2 separate regions of the Homo sapiens genome follow, and region 2 is linked to region 1. Evidence: read pairs that join two places in POLR2A ChIA-PET (ENCODE). Cell type or tissue: GM12878. All regions are shown on one strand. Each heading gives the region's core, and the rest is flanking DNA. Links, peaks and the distances in the headings are about the cores only. Region 1 overlaps SMIM35 (small integral membrane protein 35). Region 2 has its middle 7.7 kb from the start of TMPRSS13.

Region 1 (4,391 bases), core at 254-4,253:
TACTATTTACCAAGCCATTTGGATGAACTGACCTAAAGCCAGGAGATCTTGCAAATGGTCATCCCACCGCCCATCTAAATCATGATTTCTCTCCAGATGCCCCTCCAACTCCCATTTAAAGTTCCTTCTAGGATGGGTGCGGTGATTCATGCCTGTAATCCCAGCATTTTGGGAGGCTGAGGGTGGGCAGATCACTTGAGGTCAGTGAAACCCTGTCTTTACTAAAAATACAAAAATTAGCCAGGCGTGGTGGCGGGCACCTGTAATTCCAGCTACTCCGGAGGCTGAGGCAGGAGAGTTGCTTGAACCCATGAGGCAGAGGTTGCAGTGAGCCGAGACTGCACCACTGTACTTTAGCCTGGGCAAGAGTGAGACTCCATCTCCAAAAAAAAAAAAAAAAAGTTCATTCTACTAAAAAAAAAACAAAACAAACAAACAAACAAAAAACCTCCTAGTTTGATCACTTAGAAGAAACCTCCAGCAGGTGATTGGACATCTCTAGCTTTTAGATTATACTGACAAGGAACTTTAAAACAAAACAAAACAAAAAATGAAGAAGCAAGCAGCACAACCCCCTGGAAGATTAGCAACACATCAAACAAAATCAGAAGGAAGTTCTAAAACTCAAAACCTAAGTACAACAGACCCTAGTGGGAGGCCCTAGGCTTTACTATTAGGATCAATGGTGGAGGCAGATGTGGAGATGATATTGCCCAAGGTCCAGGTTTGGCAAGAAAAATGGAACATTTTCATCTCCATTGGCTTCTAGGCCCCCTCACCCTCAATACATCAGGTTTTATGGAGCCTACACTTTTCTCCAGCTGGAATCAAGAATTCCTCCTTTGTTGCTCATCTGTTGCTCATCAATTCCACGTTTTAAAGATCAGTTCAAGTTGCAGAAGAATAGATATCACATAATTCTAGTTATGGTATACACACATGCACACACACACACACACACACACACACACACTAGAGAGAGAGAAAGGCTGTCACCAAGTTGCGGTTCTCCCTATGATTAAGGCAAGTCAGGGCAGGTGTAAAGCAGGTGATGATAGGGTTTATGAAGAACCAGGGGAGTGGGGTAGGGAGTAGAAGTAAAAAGAGCCTTTCAAGTTTTGCCTTAGTATTAGCTTGAACCATATAAAATTGTCATTTTTAAAGGTCAAAAACAGGTATCATCAATTTCACATGATTTTCATCTTTTGCAATAGAAATATTTGTGTGATGAATAATATTGCTGAAGAAAACAAACCAATCACATAACAATAAAAAATCAAGTATCTCCTGTTTGAAACTAGACCCATTGGTTTGTTTACTGCTCTCTAAACTTTACCTTCACTCTCTCTCTGATAATGTACAGCTCTGAATCTTTCAACCCAGTATAATGAATGAACAGACAGCAGATTTCAGGCAGATCTTTTTAACTCTTGACCATCGGGATATTTGCTTTAGCAGTGTGTGATGACGGAAAAAGACTTGGAGCCAGGCCATCTGGAAGCTAAAATATCATTACTCTGGGCAAGATTGAGTTTTAATCCTCTCTTATGTTGAAATGGGGATTAAAATATTAACTTCACAAGGTTAACGTGAAGATTAAGTGAGACGTGTATGTGAAAGGAGAGTTATATGGCTCCTGACACATGGTAGATATTCAATAAGTTATTTTCCTTCACTTAGAGTGAAATTTTCTAGAACAGCATAGAGTGTTGGCAGCTCTTCAATAATTTATCAGTAGCCTTTGTCCTCCTCTGGACAGAGACCAGTTAGGCACCAAGTACCCATAGAGATCTCCACCTACTGATGACCAAAAGTCTGCCTTTGATCTCTAATGCAACAATAAGGTGGGCAGAAACAGCCCCTGACAGATCACAATTTCCTATGACATAAAACAAGGCTCAGAGTCGGGCCCCTTTATCTTTAAGTGATGATGCCACTTTGGTCTGATACCACATTAGATTAGATGGATGTGTGATCTCCTACCAAGCACACAGGAAGATTGGCATCAACCTTTGCACTGATGATAGGGTTTATGAAGAACCAGGAGGCCCCAAAAAACTGTAAGTCCTGGTGCCTGGCTGTGTCAGAAATGCAGTCTTAACATCAGGTAGTTTCCTGCCTGCTTAGCCCTCAACCTCAACAGACGCCTGGATATCAAGAACCTTGCCTTAAGTCTGAGCCAAGTTGTCCCTCCAATTAAGGCAAGTCAGGGCAGGTATAGAGCAGCTGTTCCCAAATTCTTCAGAGTTCCCTACGGATCTTTCAAAGAATGGAGTACCTGGGACCCACTCCAGACCTATCCAAGGAAACTCTCCAGAGGTGGGCCCAGGAATTTGTAATTTTCAATAAGCTCCCCAGGGGATTCTTTCACAGCCAGACTGACACCGTTTGAGTCTGGAGGACAGAGGAACAGGTCCATCAAAGTCTATTCATATGAGAGTCGGTATAGGGAGTTTCCCAAAGTAATTAGTTCTGGTTATCTCACTTTGAGGAGGAAGAAAGTGAGAGTCATACTGAACATACTTAAGTTTAGAGAGAAGGATGTTTAGATTTGAAAATGTATTGTTTTGAGTAAAGGAGTTTAAGATAAATAAACATTTTAAATTTCTTTGTAGAAGCCAGTCCCAAGAATAGTTTTATTACTTCCCTAAGCAAGATAAAGTCAAGGAATAGAAGTGAGCTTCCCTACCACTGAATGAGTTTTAGGAGTAAACCGGCTGCTGAGAGTCAGCCACCACCCCAATGCGGTGACCTTGGGAGAAATGACACACACTTTGTCCTTGTGTCAGTGGCCCACATGTTGTGTGCATCTGCGAGGGTCTAAGGGGGTTAGCATATTGTGACATGTTTACACGTGGTCTGTGACATGGATTTATTGGCGATCTCATCTGTTTTTAACTAAATTAACCAATTAACAAGCATTCTAGAATACATACACTTGTTGTGTGTCTGAAAACAGAGAGAAAGGGAGAGAGATGGAGACAGAGAAAATATCCAAAGAATGAGCCCTGGCCCCAGTCGGGGCTTTGGAGGTTGGCATTCTGGGGCATTCTTGACAGATGACACCCTGAAGCTCAGCTCTTCTGCCCTGACTCTTCCTCAACAGAATCTTGGTGGTGGCTCAGGACAGCCAAGATGTCATCTAGGAGCAGGCATGGGCAATACACCCACAGCCGGCCACAGCCATCTCAGAGGATCCCAGACCTTAGACTGTCCTGTCCAGAGACTGAGGGCTGGGAGAGATGGAGAAAACAGTGCTTCTGTTTGAAGGATTTAGTGGACGGAGAAGCCCCATGGACAGAGAAGCAAATAAGTTATTTCAGCAGCCAAACTGAGACTTTGAGTATGAGCTATGGCCACTCACCTTGGGGGCAGTCAAGGCAAAGCTTCCTTTACAGCAGCCTAAGCAAATGCCTTCTGTGGGCTGGGGATCTCTGTGACCCTCCACATTTGTCCCAGGGTACTGGCTTGAGTGCCTAAGCTTTGCTAGGCAAGGTCTGTGTCTTGGGAAGAAGGAGATGCAGACAGCAGCCCAGAGCGTTTCAAGGGGCTTGTTGACAGTCTCTTAGGAGGTGTCTCTGGGGCTCAGATGGAACCTCGCCAAGCCCTCTCTCTGCATGCCTCCCCATCACTGCCCCCAGAGTGGGGGTGCATCCGTTGGTAACATGGGAGGTGATCATAGTGGTACCCAGGAGCCATTTATTGTTTTAATAGCTATGCATTTATTTTCACGTTTTTAAGAAGAGACTTAACTAGCATATCAAATCCTGATTTTGTGGATTTTATGTCTTAGAACAAGGTTAAAGGAAGTAATTAATTTAAAAAAGTGAGTCAGATTTAAGAAAAATATTAGGCCGGGCACGGTGGCTCACAGTTGTAATCCCGCTGAGGCGGTCAGATCACCTGAGGTCAGGAGTTTGAGTCCAGCCTGGCCAATATGGCGAAACCCAGTCTCTATTAAAAATACAAAAAAAATTAGCTGGACCTGCTGGCGTGCTCCTGTAGTCCCAGCTACTCAGGAGGCTGAGACACGAGAATCACCTGAAGCTGGGCAGTGGAAGTTGCAGCGAGCCTAGATTGCGCCACTGCACTCCAGCCTGGATGACAGAGCGAGACTCCATCTCAATAAGAAAGAAAGGAAGAAAGAAAGAAGGAAGGAAGGAAGGAAGGAAGGAAGGAAGGAAGGAAGGAAGGAAGGAAGGAAGGAAGCAAGGAAGCAAGGAAGCAAGGAAGGAGAGAGAGAGAGAAAGAGAGAAAGAAAGAAAGAAATTAAGTAAATAATGATACAGCTGGCTCAGGAATGATGCAAAAGTCATAAAGTATGGGGGAAAAAAACAACAGAAAACAAAAAACAAAAAACACGGCCCTAGATTAAACACATGAGTAATAGC
Region 2 (4,391 bases), core at 161-4,160, 110 kb before region 1:
GGGACCCACAGCAGAAGTCAAATCCCACTTCCCCAAGACAGCCCTTTTCACACTCGAGGGCGACAGCTCGGTGATCCTCTGCGTCTGCACTTTTCCCACCTGTTCCTTCGCTTGCTCCTGCTGTGAGGTGGTTCCAACCCCTCCCTCAGCGAATTTCTCCAAAACAAGGCCCACGGGCCACAGCCCTCTTGAAGTGCCGGCCACAGCCGTGTTTACACGTGCTTATTCTGACTCTTTACATAAAACCCACCGTTGCTCACTGGAAATACCCAGTGGGCTGCTGCTCATTTTTCCACAGAAATGAGGCAGCTGCAGACAGACCCGTGATGCTGACAGACAGGGCTTAAGCCTGGCAGGGACAAGCATGGGTCCCACCCGCACACATTGGAGCTGAACATTCACAGAGCGGGTGAGGGTGAGAGTTGCTGACTACTGTGACCGCAAGAATCCCACCTTCAGACGGGACCATCCTTAACTCCCCTCGAACCATCTGAGAAGGCTTTCTCGAGTAGGAGGTGAGATTCCAGAGGCTACACAAATGACAGAGAGACAGCCTGGTGTTCTAGGCTGCCAGGAGGCACTTGACAGGCCCGGGAAGGGGACATTCAGAGCGGTGAGTGTGGAGTGGTTTGTAGAAGGGACTTTACGGTCAGACAGCTGTGGAATCACAGCTCTGCCGTGTACCGCCTCTATGTTCCTTGAGCAAGCTAATGGCCATCTCAGAACCTCAGTTTCCTCATCCACCAAATGGAGATAATGATTCCTCGTAGAGTATTTCTGTCCATTCAGTGAAATCATTTGTATAACACATTTGGCACAGGACCTGGTCCCTAGTGCCCACATATGATTATACACACACACACACACCACTACACACACACACACACACACACACACACACACACATACACGTATAGACTATACGTGGTCATGGTTTCAACAACAAATAGGACTCTGAGCAAAATATGTGCTTTTTTTTTTTTTTTTTTGAGACAGTCTCACTCTGTCACCCAGGCTGGAGTGCAGTGGCACAATCACGGCTCACTACAACCTCAACCTCCTGGGCTCAAGCCATCCTCCTACCTCAGCCTCCCAAGTAGCTGTGACTACAGGTGTGGGCCACCATGTCCAGCTAATTTATTTATTTATTTATTTATTTATTTTTTGTAGAGATAGGGTCTGACCTTGTTACCCAGTCTGGTCTCAAACTCCTGGCCTCAAATGATCCTCCCACCTTGGCCTCCAAAAGTGCTGGGATTACAGGTGTGAGCCACCGTGTCTGGCCAAGATCTGTGCTTTGGATCTGAAGTCCAAAGAGAAGTGTCCTTTGCTAGAGATTTGGTGGAATAAGATCTGGCCTAAGACTTCAGACCTGGGCTTTTGTTGAGATTGTTACTTCCTCCCAGCTGACCCCTGGACCACAGCTTTCTCATCTTAAAAAGTGAGGTCCTTTTCAACCCTGGAGAGACTAGAGGTCTCCAAGTAGGACGATTTGGCACAAAAGAAGGAAGTCAACAAAGGTAATCAGGTGATCTGGAGCTCCTTGTCAAAGAACTGTGAAACAGAAAATCTGAGGGGGAGACACAGAGTCACAGTTTGAGAAAGAAGAAAATGCCCCTCAGCACGGCCCAGAAAGATAGGAACAGAAGAATGGTCAAAACCAGAGGGAAGGCAAAAACAGGTGCAAGATGCAATCAATAAAAACTATAAGGAGAAACGACATTTTTTTTCATGGATAAAAATAAAAAGAACACCAGGAAATAATAACTCATATTTGCAAAGTGCTAGCCCATATATATTATTTCATTTTGTCCTCTGAGCACACTCAAATATAGTTCTTATTACCCTCTTCATCTTCCAACAAGGAAGCAAAGACACAAAGAAATACACTTCCCAGCGTCAACAATTCATGAAGGATGGAGCTAATTCTCACATTCATTACATTGATTTGTTCTAAAGCTATGTTTTCTGTCTCCACATCTATGTTCTTACCATAACAGTGTCAGCTGGCACAGAGAGGTATAATGAGTCATTGTATTTTAAAATGTTCTTAATGTCAGTCTACTGTTTTGATAATAAAATTTAAAATGTTAAATCGGTACATTCTTGTTAGAACCTTTATCTATTCTCTTTACAACTCACAGTATTTGAAAAGAAATACTTGATTTTGATGCCTTTCTTTTCCCAGTTTCATTTCTCAGCTGCTTCAGACAGATGTGTTTTTATCCGAGCAGGTGATGAGTGTGAAGTCACCGAAGGTGAACTCCTGCAGGTCCCCAGATTAATCATGCTGTGTTTTGTCAACTGTCACCCAAAGACAGACACTTATATTGTTTGCTCAGTGAAAAGGAAATTTTATGCATTTTGATTTTTTTTGCTTTTCGAATGTGAATCATTTAAGAAGCATACAAAGTTACCCAGACTTCAAGCCTAGTTAACGTAATAAATTTCAGATCTTTGAGCATGCAGCTACACGATTTCATTTCTTTTATAGTATTTTAGAGTTTGGAAAGAAAACAGAGCCTTTCTGCTTTTTCAGCTTTCAAAAGACTTTTCTGCTTAGAACAAATTCATCTAAAGGAATATGATCTTTTTTTTTTTCTGTGCACATAGAAAAGTGGAACAAACTCCAAGGTCATTTCCTAACCCAAGTGTTACACTCCTGCTGTAGCTCTCGGGAGGAGACTATGCCACTCTGCATCCTTTGACCTCACTTAATCTGACTTGGCCCTGAGTAGAGAAGCTTATACACACTGAGTCAGACCCACAGGCAAACAGGACCAGGAGGCTGTCTCCAGCAGACGACATTTAGTGATATCTTCCAGTGTGATATTAAGACTTGTAATATCACATTCCCTTCCTTTATCTCATCTGGTCCTCAGGACAATCCTCCAAGGTACATAGGACAAGTAACATTCTTGCTAAAGCCCAGAGAGGCTGGACAACCTGCTCAAAGCCACAAGGCTGGTGGCTTGGCTGAGCCTCGCAGCAAAGTACCTCCAAAGCTATGCCCTTTGCAACATTAATGGTACATTCCAGACAGCCTCAGGGTCCCTTCATAGCTATGATAGATACAACATTCGTGAAGATATGAACACTGGGGCTGGGCGCTGTGGCTCACGCCTATAATCCCAGCACTTTGGGAGGCCGAGGCAGGTGGATCACTTGAAGTCAGGAGTTCGAGATCAGCCTGGCCAACATGGTGGAACCCCGTCTCTACTAAAAAATGCAAAAATGTTAGTCAGGCATGCTGGCACGTGCCTGTAATCCCAGCTACTTGGGAGGGTGAGGCAGCAGAATCCCTTGAACCCGGGAGGCAGAGGTTGCAGTGGGCCGAGATGGCGCTATTGCACTCCAGCCTGGGCAACAAGAGTGAAACTCCGTCTCAAAAAAAAAAAAGATACGAACACTTCCCTTGAACCTGTCTTTATTCCCAACCTGTAGCACTTCTTCGAGGCAACACGTCATGGCCTACGCCCAGCCCTGGGTTGGCTACTCCCCAGAAGTGGAACCTTGGTCAGTCACTTCACTTTAGTTCTCTCAACTGTGATCCAGCAAAGATGTGTCTGCTCTGCCTGTCCCTTAAAGATCAAGTGATATGTGAGATGGATCTTGGGGAACTCTGAAGTACTATAATGACATTGGACATTCTTACTGTAAGTTTAAAACTCTCTGCAAACAGATCTCCCTACCTTTGTCTTCACACAATACTTGTGAGTTCTAAGACGCTCCTCTTCTAACCTGTCAGAATTCAGTTCGGCCTTGGAGGATTTACAGATTTCTATTGTTTTCCTTCTCAGCCTTAGTTCTCCCAAACTGAGGCGTTATGATATTTCTGGCAGCTCCTGACAGAGCCCCTGTAACCATAAAAGCACTGAGTGAGGGGCATAACACAAAGAGAGGAAAAGGTTTCCAGCTGAATTCCGAAATTCTCCCTGAAAACATCCAGATTCCATTGGTCTTTTGGGCTATGGCCACCTTGGACCGCCCACGAGTAGGCTGCATTCAAAATTGTCTATCATAATGCCAGGACCCCTTCCTTGAGTCAGAATGTCTGGCTCAGGACCTGTGGCCCTAAAGAGAGTCATGAAGCATTTTGCAGAGATGTTCTCCCTTCCATTTTAGCAAATCAAAACCCACTCCCTCAGCCCCTGAATCCTGCTTAGTTTTTACACATTCCATAAACAATTACTTACAGTGTAACTGTCATGTTCCAAATACTGCTCAGGCCACTAAAACAGAGCAGGAACAGCCTGACTCTGTGCGTGTCCTCATGACCTTCGTCTTCAGTGAGGAACCTCATGCCCCTTTATGCTTGCCCTCCTCACCTTGGGGCCTTGCTGCTAGAAAAATGATTGCCAATGTTTATTGGAGCCTCTTTATGTGCAGTG

What was found. ChIA-PET counts read pairs that join two places held together with the same protein. Peaks named below come from ENCODE experiments on the same cell type or tissue, not always from the same donor. Only the 100,000 strongest peaks of a DNase experiment are listed, where the experiment ranks them.
Region 2: POLR2A ChIA-PET joins it to region 1 with 7 read pairs; 13 of 35 experiments call an interaction of 5 or more read pairs at or near these places.

Annotation. Positions count from the first base shown.
Region 1 is chr11:118,044,389-118,048,779 of GRCh38, forward strand. The region is part of intron 1 of SMIM35 (small integral membrane protein 35); the gene reads right to left. Among named protein-coding and RNA genes, the nearest start is that of TMPRSS4, 30 kb to the right of the region's middle. In GM12878, for the core only: no CTCF peak of the experiment used is centred there; DNase peaks (open chromatin) are centred at 2,089 and 2,443.
Region 2 is chr11:117,934,883-117,939,273 of GRCh38, forward strand. No RefSeq gene overlaps it. Among named protein-coding and RNA genes, the nearest start is that of TMPRSS13, 7.7 kb to the left of the region's middle. RefSeq lists an enhancer at 601-770. In GM12878, for the core only: no CTCF peak of the experiment used is centred there; no DNase peak of the experiment used is centred there.